Linked DNA regions of Homo sapiens: region 2 is linked to region 1. A link is a contact called in ENCODE Hi-C or POLR2A ChIA-PET data. All regions are on one chromosome and are shown on one strand. Each heading gives the region's core, a stretch centred on a gene start or an enhancer-like site at or near the end of the contact. The rest is flanking DNA. Distances are from core to core; before and after follow the strand shown.

Region 1 (4,520 bases), core at 1,120-3,619:
CGGTTAAAAAAAAAAGTAAAGTGCATGTCATGTATATTTTACCACATTCTTTTTTTAGACACAGGATCTCACTCAGGAGTGCAATGACACAATCACAGCTCGCTGCAGCCTTGACCTCGTGGCTCAAGTGATCCTCCTGCCTCAACCTCCTGAACACCTGGGACTACAGACATGTGCCACCACACCTGGCTAATGAAAAAAAAATGTGTTTTTTGTTGTTGTTTTTTGGTAGAGATAGGGTCTTGCTAAATTGTCCAGGCTAGTCTCAAACTTCTGACCTCAAGTGATCCACCTGCCTTGGCCTCCCAAAGTGCTGGGATTACAGGCATGAGCCAACGCGCCCGGCCTCATCTTAGCCATTTTCAGTATGCAGTTCAGTAGCAATAGTATATTCACATTGTTGTACAACCATCACCACCGCCCGCAATTTTTACAAAAGTAAAATGAAAAAGAGAATGTCCAATGGGTGATATCTTTGAATGTCTCTACATTTGGTGGCATCTTTGGAAAATACAATCTGCCACAGAATCATACAGTAGACAGTTCAGGGGCTTGTGCCTCTCACCCGCTGTTACCTTTATAAAATTCATACAAGCTGTGTGTTGCTCTGCATTGCATGTATTCCACTGTGTGAATATACCACAGTGCATTCATCCAGCCTATTGTTGATGGACACTTGTGTGCACTCTAGTTAGCACTATTAAGGGATTAAGGGCAATGCTCCCATGGATATTCTCGTATCACTACTCTGGCACACACGGGTCCTTGTTTTCTGGCTCATGGGCTACGCACCCGTTCTGCTTTGTGAGATACTGGGGAACTGTTCTCCAAGTGGTTGTGTCACCTCACACTCCCACCAGGTGTGTGGAAGACCTGTTCGTAACCTCCCCCACAACACTCTAGGACCACCAGGAGACCTCCTTTAACTGACTCTGCTTGGTTTCTTTCCTGGCAGGACCTGCCTTTCCGCCCAAAGCTGCACGGCGGAGCCAGTTTGCTGCCTCTCTGACCACTGTGGTGGGCCCTCCCGGGAACTGCTCTGCCTGCCTCACAAAGCTGCTCTCAGGGCTAAAGCTGGCAACTGCAGCCATCCCTGCCCTTGCCGGGGGCTCCTTCAGGGCCGTGGCTTCTGCCTGGGTGCCCTTAACTATGCCCTGATCCTATCTGCTTCCTGTCTCCCAAAAATTCTTCAAACTCTTCCAAAATTTCTGGTCAACTGATGGCAGTCTCGAGTATTTCCCCTCTTACTGTGGGCTTATTAGTTTTCACTGTCTTCACAGTTAGATTAAATGGGACTGGGAGGGAGGGGAGTGAGTATGCAGGTTCTGTTTGCTCTCCTGGGCTCCTTCCCTGGCCAATGCCCCTGGCCGTCCCCCTGGAGCCCAGCATGTGGCCAAGGATGCTCACTGCCCCAGCAAAAATACAGGCCTCATGTTTCACTAGTCGTGGCCACCCAGCTAAAACATATTTCACCTTTCCTCCCAGCTAGATGTGGCCGTGTGACTATTGTTGTTTTTTTTTTTTTTTTTTTTTTTTTGAGACAGAGTTTTGCTCTGTCGCCCAGGCTGGAGTGCAGTGGCGCAATCTCGGCTCACTAAAAGCTCCACCTCCCAGGTTCATGCCATTCTCCTGCCTCAGCCTCCCAAGTAGCTGGGACTGCAGGCGCCTGCCACCATGCCCAGCTAATTTTTGTTGTATTTTTAGTAGAGACAGGGTTTCACCATGTTAGCCAGGATGGTCTCAATCTCCTGACCTCGTGATCCGCCCGCCTTGGCCTCCCAAAGTGCTGGGATTACAGGTGTGAGCCACCGTGCCCGGCCGTGACTATTGTTCAACAGCCGCTTCTGGGAAACTTTGCAGCAATCTAGGCTCTAGGCTTTAGTCCTGCAAACTCTCTTCCAGGGAACTGGCTGGCCTCCCGGCGCTGCACCCCATCTGACCCTCCCTGGGGTTCTGCTGTTGCCCCCGCTCCCATGCTGGTACTTTTTCCTGCTTTTAGCCAGGTCTCCCGTTTCCCTTCACCCTGGTGAACTCCTGTTTGTTTGTCTAAACCCATGTAAGTGGCAGCTACTCTTCCCGACCTCTTAGCTTGCCAGGTAGGTGGCTGTGTCCCCTCTGTCCCCAGCCCTTCTCCATCCCCTGTCACTTCAGTCTGTGGGGCCTGTCCCCGCCACCCCAGGCTTGGTCCACCTGCAGGTGGAATGAGAACGGGTGAGCCCACGGTCTGCAGCAGCGCCTTCTGCACTGTGGACATTCCTTCCACCAGCGTGTGCTACAGGGGCCAGGCCAGCCAAGGCCAGTCACAGGGCAGGACATCCCCACTTGTGCCTTTTCCGTAAAAGTGTGAAGAGAAAGGAGTGTCTGAAGGGGTCCAATGAGGAGAGCCAAGGGCTAGATGTGTATGCGTCTGCATGCCCACGCACACTCCAGGCCCTGCCAGCCCCAGAGGGGTGTGGGTGGGCAGAGAGGCACTGCATATCCTCCAGGGTGCCTGGGCTGCCAAGAGCAGCCCCGGGAAGGGCTGCAGGCCCTGGGAGAGTGTCCCCATGCCCTCTGTGTGGTATGGTCTGGTCCTGGATGTCCAGCTCTGGCTCACTTCTTGTTTGGACAAACGCCCACCCAGATCAGACCTGGGTGCCAAGTCCTGAGGGCTTGACAAAGGCAGGGTGAGAGCCAGATAGGATCTAAGGACTGGCTCCTGGGAACAGTGTGGGTGCCCGCCCTGTGTTTACACCAGCTTCCTGCTCCTGGGCTCTCCGTCTGGCAAGCTGGGTGCGGCCACAGTCTGAGAGGGCAGGGAGGTCGGGGGCCTTCTCCCAGCCCTCCCGTTGGACTCTGCACACCAGTACACCCAGCACGTGCGCTGGGCAACAATGGCATGTGAGCTGGTAGCAGGTGATACATGCTAAGGCTCTGGTATTGGGAGAATACCCATTGGAATGGGAGGAGGGAAAAACATTAACCTCAGATATTAACTTTGGAGGGCATCCATGAAATAGGCACAGTAGTTATAAGTGCCAAACAGGCAGAAGGGAAAGCAGGGAATAAAAGACACACACGTGGCTGGGTGCGGTGGCTCACGCCTGTAACCCCAACACTTTGGGAGGCTGAGGCGAGTGGATCACTTGAGGTCAGGAGTTCAAGACCAGCTTGGCCAACATGGTGAAACCCTGTCTCTACTAAAAATACAAAAATTAACCGGGCATGGTGGCGTGTGCCTGTAGTCCCAGCTACTCAGGAGGCTGAGGCAGGAGAATTGCTTGAACCCGGGAGGCAGAGGTTGCAGTGAGCCGAAATTTTGCCACTGCACTCCAGCCTGGTGACACAGCGAGACTCCGTCTCTAAAAAAAAAAAAAAAAAAAAAAAAAAAGACACATTCTCTCTCTCACACCCAAAAGATGCAAGAAAGGAGGAATGAGTGGGAAAGCTGGGCAGAAAATGTCACAAATAAACCCAAATGGGCTGGGTGTGATGGCTCACGCCTGTAATCCCAGCACTTTGGGAGACCAAGGCAGAAGATTGCTTGAGGCAGGAGTTCAAGACCAGCCTGGGCAACATGGTGAGACCCTGTCTCTGCAAAAGAAAAAGAAGTTTGGTGTGGTGGTGTTTCACCTGTGGTCTCGGCTACTTGGGAGGCTGAGTTGGGAGGATCACTTAAGCCCAGGAGTTGGAGGCTGCAGTGAGCTATGATTGCACCACTGCACTCCAGCCTCCGTGACAGAGACCCTGACTCAAAAAAAAAAAAAGAAAAAGAAAAAGAAAAGAAAAGAAAAAGAAAGAAAAAGAAAAATTGAATGTCAAGGGAAAGAAAGATATACTGTGCAAAGACTAACCAAGAGAAAAATTGTTAATTTGGTCAATATCAGATTAAATAAAATTTAAGGCAGCAAAGTCAAACATTGATTTGTTGGAAATACAAATATAAAGCCAAGCTTCTGGAAGTATTAACAAGAAGAAGAGAGGATGCACAAATAAAAAACACCAGGACAAAACAGATTTAACATGGGTGTGTCAGCAAGTATATGAAAATATAAGAGGCTCTTATATCAACTTTATGCCAACAAGTTTGAAAACAGATGAACTGGATAATTTCTTGGAAAAACACAGGTTTCTTTTAATGGAATAAAAAAGAAATAAACCTCAATTGTCTTAACAACAATTACAGAAATGTAATCAGTAATTTAAAATATTCCCCTCCTCCCCCAAAAATGTTAAAATAACTTTGCAAGCAAATTCTGCCTTTCAAAAAACAGATAATTCCAACCTTGTACAAATTATTTCAGAGAATAGAAAAGTGAGAAACACTTTCACTTCAGTTTTATAAAACTAACGTAATCTTGACATACAAACTGAACAAGAACAGGACAAAAAAATAAAATTACTGGTAAATTTCACTCATGAACAGAGATGCAAACTGAATCCAATAATGTATAAAAAAGATAAATCGACCAGGCGCGGTGGCTCGCGCCTGTAATCCCAACACTTTGGGAGGCCGAGGCAGGCAGATCACCTGAGGTCAG
Region 2 (3,964 bases), core at 634-3,133, 150 kb before region 1:
GCCATGCGCACAAGACCCACGTAAGGAGACCTAAGGCCTGGAACTTAGACTCTTGGGACGCCTGCCCGGGACGAGGTCAGCAGGCCCCTCACTCTCCTAGACACAGGGGCCTGCGCACTGCCCGGAGTCTCCCAGTCCTTCTCTGTGCCAGCACGGATTGGTATTTTATTTTAAATGACAGCTTTATTGACACAATTCAAAGACCATACAATCACCCACTCAAAGTGTACCAGTCAGAAGTTGTTGGCATATTCAGAGTTGTGTATCCATCACCACTGGGTAACTCTAGAACATTTTAAACTGAGACGTCATTCACACACCATAAAATCCCGACACGTGCCCCAACACCGATGAACCTTGAGGACGTTATGCTAAGAGACGCCAGCGACGAAAGGGCAGATACCATGTGGTTCCACGTATGTGAGGTGCATAGAGTAGTGAGGTTCATAGGCACGGACAGTAGAATAGGGGTTGCCAGGGGTTGGGGGCAGGGGATGAGGGGGGCTGCTGTTTAATGGGGGCAGGTTTTAGTTTTGCAAGATGCATAAAGTTCTGAAGATGGATGGTGGTGACGATTATACAACACTGTGAATGTATGTAATACCACTGAACTGTGCACTTAAAAATGGTCTGGGTGCTGTGGCTCACACCTGTAATCCCAACACTTTGGGAGGGCGAGGAGGGCAGATCACCTGAGGTCAAGAGTTTGAGACCAGCCTAGCCAACATGGTGAAATCCTGTCTCTACAGAAATACAAAAATTAGGCCGGGCACAGTGGCTCATGCCTTTAATCCCAGCACTTTGGGAGGCCGAGGCAGGCTGATCACGAGGTCAGGAGATCGAGACCATCCTGGCTAACACGGTGAAACCCTGTCTCTACTAAAAATACAAAAAATTAGCCGGTGTGGTGGCGGGCACCTGTAGTCGCAGCTATTCGGGAGGCTGAGGCAGGAGAATGGCGTGAACCTGGGAGGCGGAGCTTGCAGTGAGCTGAGATTGCACCACTGCACTCCAGCCTGGGTGACAGAGCAAGACTCCGTCTCAAAAGAAAAAAAAATTATCCAGGCATGGTGGCAGGCGCCTGTAATCCCAACTACTCGGGAGGCTGAGGCAGGAGAATCCCTTGAACCCAGGATCAGGCTGTGGAGGTTGCAGTGAGCCGAGATCACACCACTGCACTCCAGCCTGGGAGATAGAGCAAGACTCCATCTCAAAAAAAAAAAAAAGACTCAAATGGTAAATATATGTCATGTATATTTAACTACAATTTTTTAAAAAAGTAAATAATTAAAAATCAATCAAATGAAAAGTTGCAGGCCAATGGGCCTAGAGTGCTGCCGGGTGTATTAATATGTCGGCAAAAGAAAAAAATGCTCATGCATCCATGCATCCATGTGCCTGTACTTGTACACACCACCCTGGAAGGATACCAAAGAGCTGCCCCGTGAGCCGGTGACAAGGATGGCATTCCTTAGGTGGGTGGGAGCCCCAGGCAGGAATCTCCACAAGTGAGTCCTTTCATGCTCCTGGAACTTGGAATCTTGGGACTCTGTTACCTATTAGAAAAAGTTAAAAAATTAGTTGCCAAAGGAGGCCAAGCTGAGGGAAAAGAGCTAAAGCTTCCAGCAGCGATGGTGGCCCCACCCCACCAGGCCCCACCTTGGGCGGGGGCTCCCGGGAAGAAGCCAGCCTGTCCGGTGAAAGCTTGAAGCTCCTGTTCTGTAAGGAGCTGAGTAATGGTGACATACCAAGGCAGGTCAGCAGGGAAGAAGGCGACTTTGTTTATTCCTTCCCTCCTAACCTCACACATCTTCCGCTCAGAGGTCCAGCAGTGTGCGGTCGGCCCCGTCCCAGTGGCTAGACTGAACGATCTGCTGAGACCACGGAATTCTGAGCAGAAGGCGTTCCCAACAGCCACGCTCACACCCAGAGCACAAGCTCCCGGCCAAAAGCCGCCTCCCTCGGCTGCACAGGAATCTTAACATGCGGGATTATCCACTGAGGAAAGAGTGGAATGGAACAAACAGAAAAAGTGAAGGTTCCTGTAAAGGCGATTAAAATCGACTTAGTTGGCAGCCGAATGTTAACACTGCTGCAAAGCCTTAAAAAGAAAGCCAGCCATTTTATGCAGAATTTACATCCCAGCAGCCCAAGAAATGAGGCTCTTACCTAATTAAGGAGCAGTAACAAGGCATATTACTTGCTTCTGTTTTTATTTTTACCTTTCGGATAATTTCCAAATAAATTATTACCAAGCTGTTTTGAGGTTTGAGAATAAGAAGAAAATCTGATATTCAAAATAAGGAGTCGTTTCATGGTCTCTGACTGATAAACAGACATCCATTAGCAAAATGAGAGAGACACATTTTCCTAGATCAAATTTCCAAAGAAATGAAGTTTGTTGTGTTTTCTTGTCAAAATGCTGGCTGCCTCTGGTGTTTTGATGAAACATTTTCCTCTGGAGAATAAGAAGATTCTGGAAGTGTCTTGTGTGTTTGGAGGGCTAAATAGATGATAGACATAGTGATGCTGTTAGAAGTTAGGGCTCTCTTGTAGAAGGAGGTACAGATACGGAATGACGGACACAAGGAGGAGCCTGCAGGGCCGGGCAGGACTAGGAGTGACTGTGAATTCATGGTATGAGTTATTATGGATGCATTATAACTAATTACACGATAATTAAAATTAATAGTACAATCACATATTAATAATACAACTATATTAATAATATAATCACAATTCAATGATGTTTAATAGTATTATTAATTGTATATTTATTTATACATATTATAATAATCTCACAAATAATTTTTTTCTAGGATCTAAATGATACCATGGTAAAGTGAGCACAACTCATGCCTGGACCCCAGTGTGGAAGAAATACTCTGTTCTAAGAAAGCTGGCCTTGGTCGGGCGTGGTGGCTCACGCCTATAATCCCAGCACTTTGGGAGGCCAGGGCAGGAGGATCACTTAAGCCCAGGAGTTTGAGACCAGCCTGGGCAACATAATGAGACCCCATCTCTATAAACAATTTTAAAAATGTAATCAAGTATGATGTTGGGGACCTGTAGTCCCAGCTACTTGGGAGGCTGAGCCAAAGAGCCATGATCCTGCCAGGGCGCTCCAGCCTGGGCAACAGAATGAGGCTCCGTCTCAAAGCAAAGAAACAAAAACAAACAAACAAAAGGAAGCAGGGCTCCTCAGGGAAGTGGCTGCCTCCAGCGCTGCAGCAGTTAAAGTGCAGGCTGAGCCGGGTGCAGCGGTGGTGCCAGGAAGCAAGGGCGTGCTCCACCATGACAGGGACACGGGGCCGGTCAGCCAGCATCCAAACAAGCCCCACAGCCACTGAATATAACTCACCGAATCAAAGAAAACCCCACAAGCCTTCACTGGTAGCCAGAGGGGAGACTGGGCAGTTTTCCTTACGGTGGAAAGCCAACTACTAAATGGAGAAGAAATGAAGGAGTTAGAAAATCACTATGTTGAGTGGGCATAGTGGCTCACGCCTGTAATCCCAGCACTTTGGGAGGCCGAGACAGGAGGATCGCTTGAGCCCAGGAGTTTGAGACCAGCCTGGCCAACATGGTAAGACCTCATCTCTACCAAAAAAATTTTCAAAAAATTAGCTGGATGCTGTGGGATATACCTGTAGTCCCAGCTACTTGGGAGGCTGAGGCTGGAGGATCCTTTGAGCCCAGGAGTTTGAGGCTACAGTGAGTCATGATCACAGCACTGCACTCTAGCCTGGGTGGCAGAGTGACACCTTGCCAAAAAAAAAAAAAAATGGTAGCACAATGTAGATTTTTACAGAAGGAGCAAGAAAGGCCACGAAGCAAAATGTTTAAAAGCAACAACTTGAAGTGAAAGGTTTAAGGAGCTCATTGAGCTTTCCTTTTCTCCGGAAGACCCCAGAGAGAGCCCTGAGTGGGTCTGTGGCCATTGGGAGTCTCTGGCCACCACAAC

Evidence for each region. A loop is a pair of places that touch in the nucleus more often than their neighbours do. ChIA-PET counts read pairs that join two places held with the same protein, here RNA polymerase II (POLR2A).
Region 2: a map of kidney shows a loop between it and region 1 (7-fold over the local background). The contact joins two enhancer-like sites. A Hi-C loop is called at or near these places in 1 of 168 maps with a recorded cell type or tissue (kidney). POLR2A ChIA-PET finds 5 or more read pairs at or near these places in 3 of 52 experiments (BJ, activated naive CD4-positive, alpha-beta T cell and common myeloid progenitor, CD34-positive).

What each region holds. Positions count from the first base shown.
Region 1 is chr22:19,542,373-19,546,892 of GRCh38, reverse strand. No RefSeq gene overlaps it. Among named protein-coding and RNA genes, the nearest start is that of CLDN5, 20 kb to the right of the region's middle. RefSeq lists an enhancer at 2,080-2,579. Within about 2 kb of position 2,369, at least 2 of the 41 ENCODE cell types and tissues checked have a DNase peak (open chromatin) inside an H3K27ac peak, as active enhancers do.
Region 2 is chr22:19,689,775-19,693,738 of GRCh38, reverse strand. No RefSeq gene overlaps it. Among named protein-coding and RNA genes, the nearest start is that of SEPTIN5, 23 kb to the left of the region's middle. RefSeq lists an enhancer at 1,211-1,770. Within about 2 kb of position 1,883, at least 7 of the 41 ENCODE cell types and tissues checked have a DNase peak (open chromatin) inside an H3K27ac peak, as active enhancers do.